Regions from separate parts of the Homo sapiens genome. Here region 2 is linked to region 1. The links are chromatin contacts, found by Hi-C in ENCODE. All regions are on one chromosome and are shown on one strand. The core of a region is the stretch at or near the end of the contact, and the rest is flanking DNA. Distances in the headings are between cores, read along the strand shown. Region 1 holds the start of MSANTD4 (Myb/SANT DNA binding domain containing 4 with coiled-coils). Region 2 holds the start of TIMM8B (translocase of inner mitochondrial membrane 8 homolog B).

Region 1 (7,218 bases), core at 1,560-4,059:
ATAGTTAATATTATATTGTTTACTTGAAATTTTCTAAGAAAGTGCATCTTAAGTGCCCTCACCTCCCCCCCCCACCCCCCCCCACCAAATAATGGTAACTATGTGTGGTGATGGATGTATTGATTGTGGTAATCATTTCACAATGTATATGTATATCAAATCATCATGAATATATATAATTTTTATTTGTCAATCATACCTCAATAAAGCTGGAAACAATTTAAAAACAGGTAAAATTAATTTTAATAATATATTTTTCTTAACCTAATTATGCAAAAATTATAATTTCAACTTATAGTCAACACAAAAATTATTAGTGAGATATTTATTTTTTTCATGCTAAATCTTGGAATCCTGCATATATTTTACACTTACAGCACATCTCAATTCAGACACTATTTTTAAATCAGAAATACTTGATCTATATTTAGATTTCAAAAAGTTTACAATTGAAAAAGTATACACATAACCCAAATTTTCCAAATAGAAGTATCTAGTAACTTGAATCAAATATCAGTTTTTAAATTAAAGTTAATTAAAATTAATAAAATTAAAATTCAGTTATTTGGTTGTACTAGCCACATTCCAATGACTCATCTGGCTATCACAGTTGGACAGCACAGTTGTAAAGTAAGTGTGTAAGTATCTTTGGGTCAAATCTCTAGCCTGGACTTAAGAAAAATTAAATCAGCAAACAGGTTGATCATGGAGTACTGATAGTACACATTATGGATTACCTTCAAATTCTTCATTGTTGGTCCATATCCACTCAGACAAGATGTAGCTGAGAGGAAATAGTGAGGGTATTTGGAAAAGATACTTCAATTAGCAAAGAGACTGAGGTTAATTGGGGAAAGCTTAGAGTTCATGATACGAAAGCAAAAGTTTGTTAATACTGATTCACCATTCTTGTCCCCATTACTGAGGTAAATAAACAGAGTCAAGTGGTGGACAGGTTCTGAACAGAACTGATAGTGTCTGGTTATGATGGGGATAGCTAGTTATCTTACTTTCTCACTGCACTCATCAAAAAAACACCACCCACCATGAACAAAATCCAAAATTATAAAATACAACTTGTATTTTTCCAAAAATTACAAGTTTCTTTTGATCTACTTTGGCAAAAGTATAGACATGCTTCTTTGACAAACATGTCTATACTTACTGACAAAGTCATAAGTAACAATCTGTAAGATCAATCTGATCATTACATTTTAAAGAGCATATTTCATAATTACTTCCTATTTTATGGGAGAGTTCCTCCAAGAATATCCAGCAAGGATGCACCATTCCTCCAGAATATTCCACCATTTATTTACCAAATCTTTTTTGTCTGTTACATTCTAGGCACTGTGTTATTCACAACAGTAAACAAGAAAAGCCCCACCCACATAAAATATGTGGGAAGTGCTGTCAGAGGAAAGGCCGTGATGAGAGCTCGCTGAAGTAGGCTTGCAGATTTAGTAAACAAAAATTTTTATTTTTTTAAATTTAGCAAATAAACATATGGATACCAAATATTCCATTGGACAGATTAAAAATTATTTGCTTTTTATCTGAACTTCAAATTTAACTGAGCGTCCTGTTTTTATCTGGCAAACCTACAGGGAAGGGAATACTTGGAAGTGGAGGGAGGGTGAATGGAGATAATTTTGGAAGCCTTCCTTTAGAAAGGAATTTCTAAAAATGAATGCTAGGCATAGCGGAGAAGCAGGGAGGAAACACAGCAATGCAAACTGACTTCCCAGTAGCCACTGTAGAGTTCAGGAACTGAAAGAAGCAAAGGGAATGGGGTAAGGAAGAAGAAATGTGGGTATAATGTCGAGAGATGAAGGTTGAGGGAAAAGTAGGTGCCTTATTTTTCAGGTTCGATAAGGAGTTTGTACTGTATCACCAGTGGTGAGATTCCACTAAAAAACTTTAAGCAGCTCATTTTGGCTACAACGTGAAGAATGAACTACAGTCCGGCAGACAGGATGTTGGGAGACCAGCTAGGAGGCTACTGATGGAATTCAGGTGAGTCCACAGAGGCCTGGACAGAGGCAGCGGGAAGAAAGGTGCACTAATCACAAACACCTGAACGTGAGACGGCAGAAAATAAGCAACTGCAAACTTGAATATAGAGGAGGACTGGGAGAGAAGAAAGCAGAAGCACATATTTGGGGAAACAGTGAAGAATGGTAAAAAAAAAAAAAAAAAAAAAAAAAAATTCAAATGTCTTCTGGGAAGTATATAGTATGATAAGGACTAAGAAGTGACTCCTAGATTTAGCCATAAGGAAGTCACCAGCGACCTTTGGCACGGGCAGCCTTAGAGGAATGGCTGAGGCCAATTAGGTCGCAGCTGGTCGAGGAGAAGGTGATGCTGGCCTAAGAACCCGACTGGAGCAGCACAAGTTTCCTACTTCTTCTTTGCCCTTTTAACAGGTGAGGGTCAAGGACAAGAGACGAGTTTGGAGATGCAGCGGCCAGTGCCCCAATCAGTTGGAACAGCGCAGCAAGCGGATCTCTAGGGGCCAATCCCTTCCTAGAGTCCACTTGACTGACAGAGCTGCGCGCCACAGACGGGGCACAGACAGGGAGGTGAATCACGAGGGGGCGGAATTCCAGGGCACTAACCCGGAACCGGTTTGGGACTTGATTCCCATTGTGAGGCCAGGCCTAGGGCGGGCTCTCAGCCAGAATGGCTACACCATTCTAACCAATGGATGAGACTCATCAAATGAGCGGCAGCCATATGAGCCATTGGGGTGGCGGGAGATGGGCGGGCCCAGTTAGTGGGCGGGGGATCAATGAAGCATCTTTTTTCCTACCCCCCTTGGGGCGACCGTGGGGAGGTGCCGCCGGGGTCGCAGGTGAGCGGTTCTATGCTGGAGGAGGCGGCCAGGGAAGCGGCGGCTCCGTGACCAGTGGGTGCCCTCGCAGTGGGTAGGGTCCCGGAGGGGTCAGCGGCAATTGGCGCAACGCTTGCTGCCGGGTTTGGTCCAAGGGCTGCGACGTAGCGGGACTGCACGCTCGGGAGAAGTGCCACGCGCGTCTGTCGCCTGACCGGGGAGGCTGGGGAGGGCCCAGGCCACGGAAACAAGACTGCAGAAGTTTCTGGGCACTCAGTCGGGACTCTCATTTAATACCCAGAGAGAGGAGATCTTCCAGGTTGCCCCGACTCCCACCGGGACTCCTACCAGCAGCAACCTCATCATTGTGGCCGAGGCAGGTGCGCGCCCCTGCTCCCCTGGGTGGCCTTCCGGGAGCCCAGTCTAACTCGATTCTTCCCAGGGGCTCTTTTTGGACGGTCCCAAAGGAGGCAGCGGGAGGGAGGTGAAAGATACTTTGATAACCGTCGACCCATAAGTATACTTGTTATGCACCTACCACGAGTTTTAGAGAAGAACATACTTTTTGGCAGGGAAGTGAATCCCCTATAAGAATATAGGGGAGGGGAAAGCCACACTTTAAAGAGAATTTGGGTAGGGTTTGATATTGTAGATTTGTGATGCTTTTCTTCTTGAACTGCTTAACTAATTTACCCTCAAATTTTTTTGATCCGGAACTTGCCGTCTGGTTTTTCTCAGACTTCTTAATTCTGACTTATCATGAAGTATCTAGGAACTTCATTCTCAAGTTTTAGTGCTTGTAAAAAGTTGCCTGGTTATATTATGCCATTGGCAGTACATCATCTTCACAAGGATTACGTAAGTGAACTACATCTCATTCCTGTTTCCAACTAGTGAAGAACGATTGTGAAATGGGATTTTAGAAAATGGCTGTTCTCTGTGATTGGGCATAGAAGGTTTGTAAGTTTTAGAGACTGCAGCTGTTGAATCCTTTCTGCTAAGAGAGCGATGACAGGCAATAGAAAAGGGATAGTGTTTGACATCTAAAATGACATATTTTCACATTTTATGAGGTGTTATATCCCCAGCACCAAAAATAGTGCCTTTCACACAGTAGGAGCTCAGTAAGTATTTTTTGAGGAAATTATTGGGGAATGAATGGATGGTAGAAAACCCAAGCTTCTGTTACTTGGATACCGGCATATAAAGGAGAGGACAGGAAGACAAACATTTCTGGAAATGGCTTTTATCCAGGTAAGCATATCTACAGAACTTCAACAACTCAAGATGCATCAATGCTGGCACTTTCTTGCACTTAATCAGAAAATATCAAGGTTTTAGAAGAAGATTTTCACACAATTAAGCCAAGACTGGGTATCTAAGGTGCATCCCAATATCAATTTCAGTCAGGTTAAAAATGTATTAAAGCCCATTTGATTAAATGAAATAGTTCATCAGTTCAGAATAGATCAGTCAGGACAACGGGATACCACTTTGTAAGTTAGAGATATGGAGTTAGGAATTGTTGGTCAAAAATAGGCCCTGCAAATAGCAACAGCTGCTGTCAAACTTTAAAAATATATTGACTCAGTGGTACTTCAAAAGGACTGCTATTTCTACCATGTACCAATACATTTACAACAATGCGATTTCTAAATTGATCTCAGATTCTAAGAGCAAAATCTTACGGTGGATATCTGCATAAATTTGGACTCTCGACAACTTCAATCATTTTTATTATATACTTATATTGGTTATATATTTATATGTTACTACAGTAACAGTTCTTCCATATTAATGGTAGCCTGCTTGAATTTCAAAAAACTTTCACAGTTATATTTGTCTCTTTCAGTTCATTTTTAGCAAATAATAGTCTTATTAAGCCAGAATTCGCTTAGTAAGATTTGCTGCTTGGCACTATCCTAATTTTCCAGCTTTAATTCCTGATACTTCTTTCTTTTATTTCTGTCCCTCATTAGTCTGTTTTATAAGACCCAAATCAAATGCTGATTCTGACTCAAAACATTCCTTGATCCCATCAAAGATTTGTCTTTCTTATGAATATCCAGAGTATTTTGTTAGTATTTCTTTATTGTAGTTTTTGTATATTTGCATTATTCATCCAGTGAAGAAATATTTGTTAATTACATTCAGATACTGTACTGGGCAATGGATAATAGCTGACATTTGTGGGCTTACTATGTCTTAGGCATGATAAACTTCTTAATCGGTTTATCTCTTTTAATCTTCAAAACATCACGAGTATTAGTCTATTATTCCCATTTATAGATGAAGAAACAAGTTTAAGAGGTTAAGTAATTCGCTGGAGATCACAGAGCTAGTTAAGTGGTGGAATTGGCATACAGCCTTAGGTAGTCTGTATTCACAACCTTCAGGTTACAGACTTCATTACAATTTGTTTATGTACTTTTTTTATGCATCTGTGTTTTACTAAGTTGCAAATTATTTGATAGCAGGAATAATATATTCGTATCTGATCTCTTATTGCTCCTAATGTAAATCAGTGGTGTAATAAAGCTGATAGTGGAAGCACATAGGGAGGACATCAGACTTAGGTGAATGGGAACAGTGAAGAGATCCTGGAACAGAAGACATTTAAACAAGAGTGCTGAAGGATGAGTAGGCATTGGCCTGACGAAAAGGCAGACACCATGGAAATGGGGAAGATGACCTGGGGAAATATATGTGTGATAGTCCAAGGTCAGGGACCATGATGGCTTGAGTTGTGCTGTTCCAGTATGGTAGCCAGTAGCCTTACATTATTGAATGTAAATATCTCAATAATTGTTTATATTGATTATATTTCAAAATAACATTTTGGATATATTGGGTTAAATAAAATACTCACTTTTACCTGTTTCTTTTTACCGTTTTAATGTGGCTACTTGGGGATTTAAAATTACATATAGGGCTCTTACATTTCTATTGGACAGCACTGATCTAGAATTTAGAGGGATTTGAAAATGACTGGTATTGTGTTTGTGTGCCACCTACATGTGAGTACATGTTTGATGAGGAAGGTGGATTGGGAAAGTAGGTTGGGAGTTGGTACTGGAGGTGATGGATAAGACCAGAAAAGGTAGATGGGAAAGTGTAAAGGTAGGGTTCAGATAGGGTTTACAATAGGAAGAGAGGAAGAGCAAGGGAAGTAAACTTACCTCTTAAGTGCAATGGAAAGCCTTGAAAGGTTTTAAACACTCAGTATATACCTATTGAATGACACAGTGTCCTAATTAATTCATCTAATAATGCATGTTCCTGATTTATACTACTAATTCAGTCATAATTTTTCCTAATGGAGATATGGATAGGGGTCTAAAGACATTCTACTTAGAAGAAAATTTGGTTCTCAAGAGAGCAGTCCTTTTCTTCTTATATCTAAATCACCTAAGCTTTCATTCATTCTTTTGATGTGTTTCCAACAAATAGGAGTGTGAATTGGTCCTACAACTAGCATATTCTTCTTGCATTTGACATAACATTCTCTTGGGCATATTTTTCCATAAATAAACCAGCTTTGTCTGTATTTTAAGTCTTTTGTGGCAGATGAGGTCTTTTCTTAATAATCTCCTAAAGGAAGTTTCTTAGGAGCTACACCATTTGCTCTCTGCCTTGCCTTTCTGTACATATTTCACCAAGTAAACTCTTAACATTGATTCTCTAGTTGGGTGGTTCTCAATCCTGGCTGCAAATGAGAAGCACTTGGAGAGCTTTTAAACTCTGAATGCCCGGCCCCATTCCAAAGATTGTTTTAATTGGTCAGAGATGGGAACTGGTTATAGGTATTTTTAAAAGCTCTTTAGGTTATTTTGATGTGCTATAGACCTACACTTTTGAGTAGATTAGCTACTAAATACATGTTCTATTGGGTTCTTGAAATGTGACTAATACAAAATGAGGTATGTTGTAACTGTAAAGTACACATTGTATTCTAATGACAGCGAAAGAAAACAATGGAAAATTTCTCATTGATAATTTTTATATTATTGCATATTGAAATAATATATTGACTATACAGCATATGGAGTGAAATAAAAGCTGTTAATATTAATCACCTTTTCATTTCATTTTTACTTCACTGGGATCACTAGGAAATTTTAAATTACGTGTGTAGATTACATTGTATTTCTATTGAACAGTGCCACTCTAGCCTAGACTGTTGCTACTCAAGATGCGGTCCGAGGACGTCATTTGTCAAAAATGTAGAATCCCAGGCCCCACCGCAGACCTGAATCAGAGTCTGCATTTTAATGGGGTTCCCAGGTGATTCATATACATGCTATAGTTTGAGAGACACAGCTCTAGCAACATCTAAAAAATGTTTTTCAATTGTATAATTTTTCTTCATTTCTTATTATTTTTCA
Region 2 (7,218 bases), core at 1-2,500, 6.1 Mb before region 1:
CCCAGAAAGCAGCAGCGATGGAGAGAACATACAATGGTGGCTCGGTGACAAGTGTATGTGCTGCACTCCACACCATTCTGGGATAGGTCGGTCCTGAAGAAATGCTGAGATATGAGCAGGTCTGACCACTGGAGTTCGAAGCAACAGAGCTGAGGAAAGAGTCATTAGGATGATCATAAGAACCTCTCCTTTAACAGGACTGACAAACTTTCTAAATGACCATAGGTAAGCTACTTAACAATAAATAGGGGATAACATCTTATTTGTAAAATGAAGATAGCATCTATTTCACTGGGGTTACTGTGAAGTTAAGACCAGGGAACATCTGCATGTTCCCTACTTTATTTAATGACACCTCAGGCATTCTTTAACCTAACTCAGTAATCTGGAAATCATGAGAGACTTTTCCCCTAAATTCAATCGCCAAATCCTATTGGCGTATCTCTTTAACAGTTCTTGAGACAATCTTCTTTTCTTTGTGCTACTTTCCTAGTTCAGGACCTCATCTTGCCCGGACTACTATGACAGTGTTTTCCTCATCAGAATGAAAGCTCGTTGAGGGCGGGAACTACGTTTTCTTCACATTTGTATCCTAGCATTACTACAGTACCTGAGGTAACACAAATGCCCAGGTTAAATGATTTTCGAACTGATCCCCCCTCCACTCCCACATCCAAACACACCAACTCCAGAAGAAATGGGCAAGCTCCTAACCCTCTTTCCCGACTCAGGGTGGGAGCGAGTGGGGAGCATTCTAGGGACAGTGAACGGGGAGAAAACAGAACTGCTATGTGGATTAGCCTCATCAGGACTGCGACTTCCAGAGGGAGCTCTCTTTCTGATTATTCCCTCAACTCGTCAGCTCACAGCAAGTGAAATATACCTTCGGGTAAACATCTGGACCCCTAGACTACAGTGGTCATTGCTGTGATTTCGGTATTTTCTTCTCCTCAAGAGATCTCCCACCCGGCAGATGAGTCCTCACTTCCATCCCCTTCCCTGGCTGGAGGCTACGCTAAGCACCTCAGGGTGGGAAGACCCCTCACCTCGGCCTCCTAGGGCACCGCAAACGGCACTCAGCCTCCAGAGAACCGCCATCTCGTTCCTGAGGGCTCAAGGTCATCCACCAACCCGGAACCACTTAGGCGACAATTCCCACCCACGACGACGAAAGAAAACAGGGAAGAGGAAATGCTGGGTGAACCGGAAGTCGAGAGGCGGTGCACACCCGTCGCGCATGCGCAAACACAGCTGTCGGAAGGTGGCGAGCCTGAGGCGAACAATGGCGGAGCTGGGCGAAGCCGATGAAGCGGAGTTGCAGCGCCTGGTGGCCGCCGAGCAGCAGAAGGCGCAGTTTACTGCACAGGTGCGGGGACGGGGAGGGTGAAGGGAAAGGAAGTTTCACCTTCCTTGGTGGTCCTGGGCACGCTCGGAGGTCTGTACACTGGCGGCTCACTGGTGCTCGATCCCGGCTGCATCCCATTCCCCTCACGAAAGACAAAGTTATGGCTCTCCTGTCCCTGGTGACCGGTAGTGCTCAGGTGCCAGGTATATAAGCGTAGCGTGGAGAAAAGAAAAGGTGTAAAACAGGGAAGATTTGGGCGACGCAAGGGTACGGGAGACTAGTTAGCCGGCGACATGACTGGGCTGGCATTCGAAAGATCTGGGTTCTCATCCTCCCTCTGCTCCTTGCAGGCCACGTGCCCGTAGAAAAGATACTCATCCACTGTGGGTTTTGGTGTCGCCGTCACCCCACTGCCTCACTGGATTGTGAGGATCATATGCGACAATGTATTTGAAAACGACTAGAACATTATCGGAGGAAGGTGGACTCTGAAGTAGTCGCTGTAGACTATGGATGTAGAACAAGGGTTTGGAGCCCTTCGGACATGGTTCTAACGCGGCCTGACTTCTTGCTGGCTACATGACCTTGGACTACATAATCACGCCTCTTAAATGGGAGGTGATGACAGCTATCCTTGAGGACCTTAGAGAGAACTGATTTCTTAGTACCCAGCCTCACAAATAGTAAGCTCTTGGTAAAATGGTTTTTTCCTTTTGGGTGGGAGGAAGAGGGTGCTCGGATGACCAGCAAGAACCCTGGCTAGAAATCTTTGGGCCCTGAACATTCTAATGACAGTGCACATAATTTCTGTGCCTGTATGTGCATTTTTCTGGGGAGTGGATCCATAACCCCCAAAAGGTTAATGGAAGAATTACCTTGTCTAGGGGATAGGTTTGGAATAAAATGAGTGCAATAGTTTGGGAAAATTAATTGGTTCCCTAGTTGGTTCACAATGGTGCTAGCTACTTTGGGGAATATAAAAGGTTATTAGTCCTACCTGAGAATGTACAATCTGTAGGGACGAGGATCTGGATCAATATTGGTGACTAATTAGGAAATGAAGAAAGAGAAGAGCCCAAAGTGACTCCGTGGTTGATTTAAAGAATGGTTTTGTCAGGTGTCAAAAAGTGAGAAGTTAATAAACAAGAGTTAGGCCTATCTGCAGACCCCAATGGTTACTATTTTTCTTTCCTTTTAGGTGCATCACTTCATGGAGTTATGTTGGGATAAATGTGTGGAGAAGCCAGGGAATCGCCTAGACTCTCGCACTGAAAATTGTCTCTCCAGCTGTGTAGACCGCTTCATTGACACCACTCTTGCCATCACCAGTCGGTTTGCCCAGATTGTACAGAAAGGAGGGCAGTAGGCCATCCCCCAGGAGAATGACAGAAGCAAAGGACTTGTTACTAAGCAGATTTAAGGGTCAGTGGGGGAAGGCTATCAACCCATTGTCAGATCAGCATCAGGCTGTTATCAAGTCTGTTGGTGCTAAAAAGTAAAAGATGAAATGTTCAAAGAGTGAAATTTATTTATTTGGAATTCAGAAATTCCAGGTTGTATGACATCAGTTACTCAATAAGTGTGAATTCTCCAACTCTTCTTTTAATCCCATTTTAGAATTTAATATAGAGATCTCTGATTGGCAGGAACACTAGAAATAAATGTTCCATGGCCAGTAGTGCAAATGGGGGATTGTAGGTTTTGAAAAACCACCCTAAGCCATATTAAGGGGGTTGGAAGAACCATCGAAGCCTAAGGCATAGAAGAAAATTTGGGGTTAAGAAAGATGAAGAACAAAAAACAGCTTTATTGCTTATACATGACCAAGAAAAGGAAAACATGGCAAAAAAAAAAAAAAAAAGGCAAGATGTGTATTCCTTGCGAAAGAACAAGCCTGCTAACTTGGGAGGAAGGGAAGGTCAGGACCCAAATAGAGCCAATTTCCTGGAGATGGCCTGTTCTACTGGCACATTTTCCTGAGTCTGTGCTTAAAACCTTTCAGGTACTTTCAGGGCACAGAAACAATGCATGCTAAAAAATATATGGCCAAAGCTCCTTCCAACAAAGATTTAACTTGCTCCAGGAACAAAATAATTGCTTTAGGTTAAGAGGTAGTAATTAGAGACTATTCTTCTCCCTTTAGACCCCCACTAATCCCAAAAATAAAAATACACACCATGGAACACTGACAATTGAGTACCAAAGTATTAAAATTTAAAATAAATATCCCAAAAGGTAGCACCTGCTCATAGTTAAGGGATAGGGCACCTCTGTCCAACCATGTATTTTAAGACCAAGCACTTTATTAGAAATCTGTCCCGTAAAGAGAACAAATTTAGCAGTTAGAACTAAAAATACCAACTCATGGAATGTCATCATAGTTGTATCTACTGCTGGTGTCTTATACTGTCATGCTACTGTGAAGTAATTCCGTATTACACATCAGGAAAGTAAGGCCAGGAAGGTGAACTTACCTGCTCTGGGCCTCCTCATAACCAATGAGTGGCAGAACCAAGACCGAAAGTCTGAGTTTTCAAGCTTTTTACTCAGCCCATTAAGTGACAACCAGGAAAAAATAATACGTCACTTGATCTTTCTTCCCACAGTGAAAAAATGCACTTGCGTTCTGCCAGCCTTCTTTCAGTGATATGTTGGTTTCTTAAGAATTAACATACTAAGGATCACAGTATAGCAAAGGGAATTAATGTGGTCTCTGCTTGGTGCTTTAATCCAAAGGCAGACTGGGAAGAAGTGGATATGTCCCTGAGAAGCCTGTTTCATTTTGGAAATAATTCAACTTAGTTTCAGGGAAAACCTAAACTTCATGAACAGATTTAGAAATGAACAAGACAACATTTAAATGGCAGTTGCTGCCCTGAATCCAGAGTACCATTAGACAACATGATTATTTCCTAATTCTTCCCCATTTGGTACAGGATTATCTATGACAATTGAAGAAATAATTTGAACACAAGTCCATTTAGGCAAATATACAGCAATGGAACTAGAAAACCATTTACTATCCAATTACCATGTTTAGGCATATACTAAGTATAGCTATAGGCCCCATCCAGCAGGGAAATTTGCAAAAACTCTAGTCCCTTCTAATAAGTTGTCTATGGATGTTATCATGAAGGGAAAAGGTTTGTTCTTAGGCCCATGTCCTGATTAAGTAAACCGGACCACACCTGTGGGGTCAAAATATAGAAGGATCAAAGCACCAAGGCTAAAGACAAGTTAGTTGTGACACCTGCTATATAAACAGAGAGCAATACAGTGTTGCCTTGTCATACCATCCTACATGGCATTAGTTCCAATCCACCTCTTGATCCCAGCCCTTGACTTCCCCAAATTCAATATTCCGATTGGTGTACCCAGGTCACTATTGGATCCAGCTTTCTGGGTCCTTTAATTTGCTGTATATGCACTCTACACTAAACGTAATTAATTGCAAAAAAAAATAATCTCTTCAAGAAACCTTCATAACAAAATACCAGATTCCCTTTTAACAAGAAAAGGGGATCAAGCTTAACGCCAAAATAGAAGACAAGACGTCTGTCAGAACATACAGATGGCACAAGACAGCTCTGACCTCAGGCCCCGTGCTGAACAAGAGTCACTGGCAAAACCACAAGGAGTAAGAACTGTAAATATCCACAGTCATGTGGAAAACAAAAGTGTTTCCCATTTAGTCATCCTCTGAGCTCTCAGCAGACCTTTCATCTGTAGCTACTTTCCAATTTGTGCGTTTGTTTGTCCTCTCCTGTATTTCATTGTTGGCTACAGAGGTATGGGCTTTTTTCTCTCTCTTTTTCCTTTTGGTTTTCTTAGTGTCTCTTTCCTCACTTTCCTCAGAACTGCTGGATGCTGAATCATCTGAATGTGAAGTGTTACTTTCTGCCTCTAAGAATAAAGCAGGTTTTTTGAGAGACTTTTTCCTGGATTTTTTCTTGCGTTTATGTGGTTGTTTCCCTTTCCTTGTACCAGAAGCCCCAGTTTCTTCTGAGAACTCACTCGAGGAATCTGCTGTTATATCTGTGGCTTCCTTTTTGCTTTTCTTCTGTTTTTTGTGTGACCTTTTTTTCTGCTTTTTTTTGTGGGATTTCTTTGACTTCTTGTGTTTGCGGGATTCATGGGTAGATGACTTTACCTGGGGAGATGTTTTCTTCCCGTTGGTAATATCTTGCTGATCACTACTAATAAGAAAAGTTAAAAAATAGAAGCTTTTATGTAAAAAAAAAGCGTATTATTTTAATATTTTGCATTCTAGATTAAAAAATTGAGGTTAACATCTGAATTTTAAATAAGCACTTTAATGTATACTTTAACACTTTAATATTCTCATTGAGTTTTTGTTTCCTCATCTTTAAAATGAAGGTAAAAATTCTAAGCTGCCATACTGAGTTACTGTATGGAATACTATATATAAAAACCAAAATGCTTACAGACATGCCAAACATCAACCAGAGAATGGGAAAACAGGGATCACCTCCTAACTAAATCACCTATTGTTTCTCTAGCTACATTTTTGATGGCAAGTATATTCTTCGTAAAAGTTAAGAAATCAATTTATAATACAGATTTTGTACCATCTTAGTTTCTTTCAGTAAGCCTATTTTCCTTACCTGTCTGTTTCAAATTCTTCAGGGTATAACTCTTTATAACCACTGTGACCCCATCTGTAATATGACACATCACATGTATTGTTAAAGCAATGCATACATTTTTGGAAATTAAAGCAACATTAGAAAGACTTTGGAGTACATGCATACACAAACATAAACACAAAGTAGAGATATGGTAGAACCAAGCCCCCATTATAGCTCAGTAACAGCTACATTTCCTGTACTGTACACTATCACTTCAGACATACAAGATTATTTTGTCCATTTGTAAGAGAACTTGCCATTGCTTTCCTTAAGAAACACTAACGAACTCTTACACTCTGCTCTTTAGCTATGAAGCACTTTTCCAAAAACACTTCATAATATCATGCTGTCTACATGGGGACAATTTTTTTTTTTTTTTTTGAGATGGAGTCTCACTCTTGCCCAGGCTGGAGTGCAGTGGCGTGATCTCAGCTCACTGCAACCTCCGCCTCCCGATTTCAAGTGATTCTCCTGCCTTAGCCTCCCGAGTAGCTGGGACTACAGGCACATGCTACCATGCCTGGCTAATTTTTGTATTTTTAGTAGAGATGGGGTTTCATTATGTTGGCCAGGCTGGTCTCAAACTCCTGACCTCATGGATCTGCCCGCTTTGGCCTCCCAAAGTGCTGGGATTACAAGCATGAGCCACCGCGCCCAGCCTTATTATTATTTTTTTCTTTTTTTCTTGAGACAGAGTCTCACTCAGTTGCCAGGCTGGAGTGCAGTGGTGCAATCTCGGCTCAACTGCAACCTCCACCTCCTGGGTTCAAGTGATTCTCCTGCCTCAGCCTCCCGAGTAGCTGGGACTACAGGCGCATGCCACCACGCCCGGCTAATTTTTGTATTTTTAGTAGAGCTGGGGTTTCACCATGTTGGCTAGGATGGTCTCAATCTCTTGACCTCGTGATCCGCCCGCCTCGGCCTCCCAAAGTACTGGGATTACAGGCATGAGCCACAGCACCTGGCCTATTTTTTTTAAATAACAACTTTATTGAAGTATAATTCACATATCATGGCATTCAAAGTGTAGTGCCTCCAGCCCAGGGCAATCACTAATCTGCCTTCTGTCTCTATGGAATTGCCTACCACATAAATGGAATCATACAGTTATGTATGGACATAGTACATAAATAGAATCATACAATATGCGGTCTTTCGTGACTTGGCTTCTTCCTTCTCACTTAGCATGATGTTTTCAAGGCCACGTTGTAACATGTATCTGTA

The links. A loop is a pair of places that touch in the nucleus more often than their neighbours do. Pooled maps may share reads with other maps.
Region 2: a pooled map shows a loop between it and region 1 (14-fold over the local background). The contact joins the promoter of TIMM8B here to the promoter of MSANTD4 in region 1. A Hi-C loop is called at or near these places in 5 of 50 pooled maps.

The regions. Positions count from the first base shown.
Region 1 is chr11:106,017,831-106,025,048 of GRCh38, reverse strand. It overlaps MSANTD4 (Myb/SANT DNA binding domain containing 4 with coiled-coils), which reads left to right and starts at 2,809. Exons shown (of 3, transcript NM_032424.3): 1 at 2,809-4,087. RefSeq lists enhancers at 2,268-2,337, 3,168-3,287 and a silencer at 2,728-2,837.
Region 2 is chr11:112,080,788-112,088,005 of GRCh38, reverse strand. It overlaps TIMM8B (translocase of inner mitochondrial membrane 8 homolog B), which reads left to right and starts at 1,250. Exons shown (of 2, transcript NM_012459.4): 1 at 1,250-1,366; 2 at 2,544-3,206. The coding sequence starts at 1,283. The coding sequence ends at 2,711. It overlaps SDHD (succinate dehydrogenase complex subunit D), which reads right to left and starts at 1,133. Exons shown (of 4, transcript NM_003002.4): 1 at 1,047-1,133; 2 at 33-149. The coding sequence starts at 1,098. It overlaps NKAPD1 (NKAP domain containing 1), which reads right to left. Exons shown (of 6, transcript NM_018195.4): 5 at 5,971-6,024; 6 at 2,856-5,541. The coding sequence ends at 5,034. RefSeq lists enhancers at 1-169, 863-1,132, 496-1,695.